Linked DNA regions of Homo sapiens: region 1 is linked to region 2. A link is a contact called in ENCODE Hi-C data. All regions are on one chromosome and are shown on one strand. Each heading gives the region's core, a stretch centred on a gene start or an enhancer-like site at or near the end of the contact. The rest is flanking DNA. Distances are from core to core; before and after follow the strand shown.

Region 1 (4,070 bases), core at 1,323-3,822, 550 kb before region 2:
CCATGCAGATCAAACAGGGGAGGGGATATTCTGGGGACCTCGGGGAGGGGAGGCCAGGCAGAAAAACTAGAGGGACATTCCCTTCCTCCTCTCTCCTGGCAAACAAAAAAGATCCCTTTCCAAGCACCAGATGGCAGGTAAGAGCCTGTCTCCCTCCTGTCTGGACATCCAGTCCTAAAAGGAACTCAGACTCTTAATCAGTCTCCCCCAGCCCAGGCCTGGGCAAAGGTTTACCTTTGGGGGAAGAAGGTGGGGAGAACAACAGCCACGCACCAGGGCGCTGAGAAGGAAGGAGCTCTCCCACCGGGCCTCAGATTTAATCAAAACACTGCCTTCCACCAGAAGACAGAACAAGTATTATTTTATGGGGGAAGGGAGGGCTTCACAGGAGTGTGAAGGGGGAGGAGGGGACCTAGTCTGGCTGTAATTAACTCGTCTGCTTCAAAGGGAGGAATCTAGGTGGCCTAATGCGTTAGGAAGGGGGCTGTCACAAAGTCCCCCCGTGTTCCTGGGACCTTATGGGGTAGGGGTGAGGTCAGGAAGGAAGCAGGTGAGGATAGGAGGGGTGGGGTCTCCTTCCAGCCGGGCCTGATAGGCTGACCCCCTCCCGCGCGCAGCGGGAGGAACTGACGGGTTCGATGAGGAGCGCTCTTGCAGGCAGCGCATTTCAACCGGAAAAGCACGCGTGGAGGTTCCCGGAGCAGCTCCGGTACCAGGCAGCCCGGATTTGGAAACCTAGAGCTGGGGGTGGGGCAGGGCAGGGCCGGGCAGGGCAGCCGCGAGAGATTTACATATACACGCTGGAGACAGCCGGTCCGGATCTGCCACCAAGAAAGCTGTGTAATATTGGGCGAGTCCCTTCCTTGCTCTGGACCTCAGTTTCCCACCTACAGCGTGAGCGGAGGGTGGAGGCTGGGATAAGGGGTGTCAGGAGTCAAAGCTCTTCGAAGTCCTAGACAGCTCTGACTCTGACTTTACTCCTTGGCAGCCAGAAGGACTGACTGGGTCCGTCTTCCTGGGGCAAGGCTGGGCCGGGCGCTCTCGCTCAGAGGGGACGTTCTGGAAGCAGCGGCGAAAGAGGTGGGGTCAGGAGGCCGCCGGTCCCAGGAAAAGGGCGCGGGAGGAGGCAGAAGCGGGAAGCAGCACGCCAGCCCCGACCCAGGGTCCTAGGCCGAAGCTGAAGTAGAGACTCAACACCAGAGCGGCGGGTGCCTCGGTTTCCCCGTGCGCACCGTGGCTCTGGAACCTCGGGAAGAGGCCAAGGGGCACCTTACCTTGTCCTTCTTGCCGGCCCCGCTCTCCTCCGCGGCTGAGGCGGCGCACTTGTTGAGCAGTTTCTTGCCTCCGCAGGCCGTCGGGCTCCAGGTGCGGCCGCCCGCGCAGGCGCCCCCCAGGGGGTCCCCGGCCCCACCGCCCGCGGCGCTCTCCACTTTGATGAGGCGGTGCTTGGGGGAGATGTAGCGCACCTCGGCCGGCGTGGCGGGCCGCCGCTCGCTGCTGCTGCGGTAGAGATGCGGAGAGCCGGAGGACGAGGACGAGGACGCGGCGGCCCCCGCGCCCGAGGAGGCGCAGCAACAGCCCGCGGCGCCCGACGCGGACGAGGCCGAGAAGGCGCGCTGGACCCCGCCTGGCTCCCCGCTGCCGCCGCAGTAGTCCAGGCGGCACATGGCGCGCAGTTTGCGCAGCGACGAGCCAGGCCCGTTGTAGGGGTCCTCGAAGTCTCGCTCCTTCTGCGCGCGGTAGGCGCGGATGAGGTCGCTGGTGCTGCCGCTGTCGTCGGGCAGCGAGCCCGAAGAGGCTGAGAAGCAGGAGGCGGTGGCCGGACCGCAGGACGCCGAGGCGGCGGAGGAGGCCTGCGGCACGGCCTGGGGGGGCTGCGAAGGCCGCTCGCCTCGGCGCCGCTGCTCGCGGTAGTCTGGCCGCGGCGGCTGCGGGGGGCTCTTGGTCTTGCTGTTGCCCAAGCTGAAGTACTTGTTTAGCCACTTGGCCATGGCGAGAGGCCGCCTAGGGCCGCGGCGCGGGAGCCCGGTCCGCCGCCGCGGCCATTCGGGGGGCAGCGCTGCGGCGCAGGTCCCTCGGCGCCCCGGCCCCGGCGGGGGGCGTCCGGGGCGCCCGCTCCCGACGCCAAGTTCAAGTTCTTGCCGCCGCCGCCTCCTGCCGGCAGCTCTCTGGCTCCGGCGGCTGCAACACCTCCCTCCGCCTAGCGCCGCCCAAGCTAGGAATCTCGCGCCCCTCGTGGGCGCGTCTCATGGGGTCCCGGCCCACGCCCGGGGGAGAGCGGAAGGTCCGAGCGCTCCACGCCGCGGACCCTTTGGCCGTACGCCCCTCGCCGTGGATCGCGCTCCTGCCCCGTCGGAGCCGCAGCCTCCGCCTTGGCCGGGATCCGCGGCTGCCGCGGGAACTTCTCGGCGTCCTCGGCTCCCTTCTTCCTTCCTGCGAGCGCTGGGGAGAGCTCGGCCCCGCAGCGGAGGAGAATGCGGCCGGGAGAGACAGCGAGCGACGGAGGAAGGCAGCCGGCGCCCGCCGGAGCCCGCGCGCCCGTGCCCGTCCCGGCGGCGCCTGTCGCTGCCACTGCCGCCGCCTCCCGAGCCGCCGCGTGTGTGACACTCAGGCCGCCAGAGCCCGCCCCGCGCCGCCGCCCCGCCCCCCCGGAGCCCGCTCGCGCGCCCCGCCCCCCGCCCGCTCCCGCAGACCCAGCACCGCCCATCCCCGCGAGCCTGGCCCCGGGCCGCGGCCCAAGCCCCGCCCCCCTCGCGCCCGGGGCCGGGGTGGGCGCACCTCTCCGCTCCTGCACACGCCACCTCCCGCGGCTGCCCTGGCGCCAGCACCAGGGTCTTGCCCCAGGGCGCTGGGGTCCCGCCGCGCAGCCGGCTCCACCTAGCTTGCAGCTCGCCGCCGCCTCGGGCGAGAGGTTGCCTGGCGGAGCCTGCTACGCGCAGAGGCCAAACCTTTCCGCAGTCCCCCGGGACCCCGCGCGTTGTTCACTCCAGGGATCCCCCTGTCGGGGTTGAGGAGGGAGAGTGGATTAACACGGAACCTGTCTAGTTTACAGCGTGGCCCGTGTGGAGGAAATGCAGTGCCTAGTGCCCTTAGGGACAGAGTGGCTGTCCCTCTTCCTTAAAGGGACAGACTCCGGTTCAGCCCCGTGCGCCAGGTCTTCGGAGGAATCTTTATGCTAATGAGTGTATTAGCAGTCCAGATGACGGATGTGGTCGGGATAGGCGGTGGGAGCCGGGCCCAGCACCAATCCGAGAGCAAGGCTAGGGGAGGTCGGAATGTTTGCTTACCTTTTCACCTCTGAGGAAGTCGAGGCTTTAGCCCTGTTCGCTGCCAGCCGGCGGGGAGCAAGTTGTGGGAACATTTAATGCCTTATGTTGTAGGAGCTGGCAAGGATCCATTTAATACAGGACCTCGGCCGGGTGCGGTGTCTCACGCCTGTAATCCCAGCACTTTGGGAGGCCGAGGCGGGTGGATCACGAGGTCAGGAGTTTAATACCAGCCTGGCCAAGATGGTGAAACCCCGTCTCTACTAAAAATACAAAAATTAGCCGGGTGTGGTGGCGGGTACCTGTAATCCCAGCAGCTACTCGGAAGGCTGAGGCAGAGAATTGCTTGAACCTGGGAGGCAGAGGTTGCAGTGAGCCGAGATCACACCACTTCACTCCAGCCTGGGCGACAGAGGGAGATTCCGTCTCAAAAAATAAATACAGGACCTCATTTTACAGATGGAGAAACTGAGGCCCAGAGGAAAGTCACACAGGTGGACTTGGATGCCAGTTCCTAAGTCGGGTGGCACCATAATTATGTCTTTTCCAAGAGTCTCTTCTTTGCGATTTCAGATCATCCTTTGATTATTAACCAAAATTGAGGAAACAGTCCCAGGGAGTGGCCTGATTTGGTCAGTGTAACTTTTCCTGGGATCTGCACCCAGGGGAGGTGGCATGCTCCCTGTTGAGAGGGAAATGCTGCCTAAAGATGAAGTAGCTGCCACTAGGGCCTGGTGCTGCTTTGAATTTGCCTGGGCAACCCTCAAAATGTGACTTAACTCTAAGATGTGGGCACCTGAGAGC
Region 2 (4,530 bases), core at 1,840-4,339:
ACAGGTATGGCTCATTTTAGTCAACACTTAGATTTACAGAATATATGCAAATCAGACTTTCCAATGATTAATATTAGTATTTAAGACTGATAAATTTTCAAAAGGGCAGTTAAAGGTTATCTCTTATTGTTTTCTACCTTCAGAAAGGCTTTTGCTTGAAAGGTGGGAGGAAAAGCTTCAGTGAGATTAAGTTCTACTATTCCTATTTTAAATCTCTCATCTTGCTCAGGCAGAACAGGTAAACATAAAGTTTTTAAGTATGGAAGGGTCCTGAGAGATAGTGCAAAATGTTTGCTACATAACATATTCGAGTTATGTTTGATGAATAAATGGATTGATAGAATACAGTTGGGGAGCTCAATATTTTTAAATACAACTTCTATAAACCAATATTTTTGTGATAGTAATAATATTTGCTATTTGTTATTTTGATAAGACTACAACTATAATGAAATGATTAATCTATCATTGTTTGCCTATATGTAATGAATCTATACATAAGAAAAACATATATACATAATAAAGTATATACATAAAATCTGCAAGCACAGATAAAAAGATTCCCTTTTTACTTCTGAAGAAGCTAAAAGTTCAAACCCTCACAATAATAATGATAAAAAATAGTGAGAAATTATTTTTATCTGTTCAAGAGTCATATTTCTCTTCCCAAAATTTATTCCATTAATAATAAATTTTTACTAGAAATTTTATAAATGCTCACTTCAGAAATCAAAGGTAAGAAAAAGGAACAAAAAACTTTAAAATACAAATGCTCAGAAGTTACAAATTTTATCCTATTTTGTGCATAGTATTGCCTAACACCAGACCATAGTATGTTTGTGTGTATGTGCAAGCAAACTGATTTGTTTTTCCTCACTGGCTGTAACAAAATGCATCTTCACATATCAACATACTTCTCCACCTATTGCCACCTTCAATGGCCACATACCATTCTATGGGTTCTTGTTAACATAAATGCTGGGGAAAAAAAGTGCATGTATCTCTATTTTCTGAAGGTATTTTAATACAATGGAATTGATGGGTAAAGGGCATATACATTTTTAAAATGTGGTAATTATCTCCAAATTATCCACTTGAAAAGTCATCAGCAACTTAAACTTCAAGCAGCAGTGTAAGTGCCACTGCTCTTCATTCTCACAAACACTGTGGATAGAACACAGTCTCACTCCTCTTTTAACTTATCTTATGAGAAACACTAAGGATTTTTTCCTATGTACATAAGTAACTTGTGAATCTGCAAAAAGTGCTTTGCTCACTTCTAGAGTTCTTTTCTTGTGGATTTGATTGGAAAGAATTCCCTGTAAAATAAAGATGTGCTTTTTATCTGTATATATATAACTGATATATATATATAACACATTATATTAGTAATATATACAATTTCTTATACATATAATCAGTAATATGTATTATATATAATAAAGAATAAATTCCCTGTAGGATGAAGATACACTTTTCATCTGAATATATATTTTTATATATTAGTAAAAATATATATAGGAAATATTTTTCGAGTGTGTTATCTTTTGTTAATTTTTTTCTGATACACAGGGGATTTTAATTTTTAGTTTGCTAAATCAACTTTCAGAATGCCTGCTTGCGAGGTCATTCTTACGAAGGCCTTTGTTAACATAAAATGTACCTGTATAAATAAGTCTTTGCGTTTTCTTCTGGTACTTTTTCTCATTTTGCATGTGTAAAAATTTCAGTCTGAATTCCATCAGGAACCCATTTTTGCGACATAAAGTTTCATTAGTTTTCTTCACACAGCAGGCATTTTATTAATAACTCATCTTTTCCTACTCATCTGAAACGTTACCATTATCCATCCCTATGTATATATCTTACATATATTTCAGTGTTTTTGGATTTCCTGTTCTGTTCCATTTATTTATCTGTGTTTTCAGCTGTTAGTAAATAATTAATTGTGGGAATTAATAGCACATTTTGATATCTAGAGGAGCAAGTCTTTTCACTCCATTATAAACATTTTTAAATGTCATCACAATGGTAAGATAGATAGCAAGTGTCATGCAAAAATGATAAAACCTTGATATCTTCATTCAGTTTATGTAAAACTGATAAACATGGAAACAGTTCATATTTTGAGAAAACTGAGTCTTCCCATTCAAGGAACCCACCTCGCGCTTCCCAGTGTCCCTCTAAGAAGCTCCAGTAAAGAACCTGTCTACCTAGGTGGATTCGGATGTAAAACCGACACAGGGTTTTATCTGAGAACTCTTCGCCTACTGAAAAAGGCTCATGGTATTTTTGACAGGGGAATGAGTTCTCATTAGGCACCTCCCTATCATGTATATGGCCCCATGTTTTAAACGTGGATATGCCTAACTTTGTGAGTTAAATCACTCAAATTTTCCACCAAGCGCGACGGACGGGGAATTGCCAGCGACGGAAAGCAGCTGAGGCTCCATTTGGCTCCGCTGCTCCGAGGGTGCCCGGCGCCCTCCAAGGTCCCCGCCCCAGGGGCTGCCGGGCTGCAGGGAAGCCGGGCCTGCGGCCCCCTCCCACCGCGGGCTGAGTCCCCGAGCTACCTGTCTTTTCTGTCGCGGGCGTCCAAGTCCCGGAACCTGCGCGTCAGGCAGCGCTCCACCTCCGCGGCGTCGCCCTTGATGGCAGCCCTGTGGATCTTCCGCAGTTCCCAGTCCCGAATGTCGTAACCCGGACCCGCATACTCTTGGTCCATGGAGCTCAGGAGCGCCTGGCCCAGGCGTCTCCCGAAGCTGAAGAGCTTCCTCATGGTGGCGACTTCTCAGACGCCCACCACCCGCTCCTGAGCCGCGGCGGCTCCTCGTGGCCTTTCCACCCCCACTCCGCCCCAAATCCGCGATCTCCCCCGCAACCCGCGATCCCCCCCGCAACCCGCGATCCACCCCCAAATCCAAGATCCACCCCCAAACCCGCAATGTAGCTCAGAATCCGCGATCCAGCCCGGTCCACCACAGCCTTCAGCAGCGACACTCGCAGACTCCGACCTCTCAGACCGAGTGAGCCCAGCTAAGCCGTTAGGCGCGCGCCTGAACCTCAGCGCTCCGAACTCTCAGACCGAGTGAGTCCCCGCGATGCCAGTTAGGCGCGCGCCTACAACTCAGCGCCAGCCGGGACTCCGGAAGCCGCTCCCAAGCCCTCGTGGCCGGCAGGGGGCACCTGCAGCACGGGCGCACGCGTCGCTGGCTTGCGGGTTCTCCTGGGCTCCCGCGGGACGTCCCGGAATCCCAGGAGTGCATCCCTTCCCGCCTGAGGGCCTGCCTGGCCCTGACTCCCGACCCGCTCCTCCTCCGAAGAGAGATCGGGGCCGCTGACAGGGGCCCTCCGCAGCCACCGGGGATGGGACTGGGGGGTCGGTTCCTGTCCCGGTGCAGCCGCCGCCGGGTAGACCGCCTGGCTTGGCCGCAGCCAGGGCGACATGTAGCCCCGGTTCTGCCAGGCTGGGAGCGCCAGCCATCTTGGGAGTTGCCAGGCAGCTGTCGCCAGCAGGTAGAGGGCGCCTGCAGCTTGGGCGCCCAGGTGGTGGAGCACGGCCTAGGCGGCCTCTGGATCGCGAGTGCACCTGGCCTGAGAGCCCGCCAGGCCCTGCCCCTGCTCGGCTCCTCGTCTGCTGAAGCTCGGGACCTCTAGCCAGTGGCCCTCTGCAGCCACGGGGAATGGGGCTGAGAGCCGGTTCCCGCTGCAGGGCAGACCACCTAGCTCAGCCGCAGCCACAGGGACATCTGGCCCCGGTTCTGAGATGTGGGGAGTGCTGGCGGGCTCGGGGGTTGCCTGGAGGCTGCTGCCTGCACACAGAAGGCGGATGCAGCTTGGGTGCCCAGGCGGGCTGGAGGTGCATGGCCTGGTCGGCCTCGGGATCGCCAGCGCGCCCAGCCTGAGGGCCCCCAGGCCGTGCCTCCCGCCCATTCCTCCACCGGAGGGGGATCGGGGTCGCTGGCATGGGCACTTGGCAGTCACTCCGGATGGGGTTGAGCAGGGGTTCTCAGTTTTCGCCCCTGTGCAGCCGCCGCCGGGCAGAATGCCTGGCTTGGCCGCAGCCACTGCTACACCTAGCGGGTCGGGCGGGCCGGGGGGTGAAAGCGCTGGGAGGCGGGTGCCTTCTCGCCCTGTGGCGCCTCTGGGCCCCACGGCTTGTCGGCCTCCGGCGCGCAGGGCTCCCCAGCATCCTGGGCGCCGGCCCGCTGCCTGCACAAAGTCAACTCAGACAGGATGAACTTCGGTTGCCTTGTCTGGCTGGGCTGCCAGGCGGGGCAGCTGACCTGCTGATGGGGTGACTTTCTTCATCTTCTTGCCCACAGGACAGCGGGCTGGGAAGCCAGGGGCCGCCGGGACCTGGGGCTGGAAACCACATCTGCCCACAGCCGCAGCCTCCTGCACCTGTCATCCTGGCGGCGCCCTGACGTCGGAGAAGCAGCAGGCGCGGAGCTCCTGCAGCGGGCACCGCTGCAGCAACCCGACCCGGCGCAGGCGGCAGTGGAAGGCGGCCTGCTAGCACGGCTCCCG

The links. Hi-C counts contacts between places; a loop is a spot of excess contacts on that map. Pooled maps may share reads with other maps.
Region 1: a loop to region 2 is called in a pooled map, with 11 times the contacts of the local background. The contact joins the promoter of SHB here to the promoter of ANKRD18A in region 2. A Hi-C loop is called at or near these places in 2 of 37 single-sample maps with no recorded cell type and 9 of 50 pooled maps.

What each region holds. Positions count from the first base shown.
Region 1 is chr9:38,066,655-38,070,724 of GRCh38, forward strand. It overlaps SHB (SH2 domain containing adaptor protein B), which reads right to left and starts at 2,573. Exons shown (of 6, transcript NM_003028.3): 1 at 1,275-2,573. The coding sequence starts at 1,991. RefSeq lists an enhancer at 1,010-1,813 and silencers at 1,704-1,753, 2,174-2,983.
Region 2 is chr9:38,617,507-38,622,036 of GRCh38, forward strand. It overlaps ANKRD18A (ankyrin repeat domain 18A), which reads right to left and starts at 3,090. Exons shown (of 16, transcript NM_147195.4): 1 at 2,574-3,090. The coding sequence starts at 2,779. It overlaps FAM201A (family with sequence similarity 201 member A), which reads left to right and starts at 3,582. Exons shown (of 2, transcript NR_027294.1): 1 at 3,582-3,859; 2 at 4,326-4,530. RefSeq lists enhancers at 3,736-3,855, 4,508-4,530.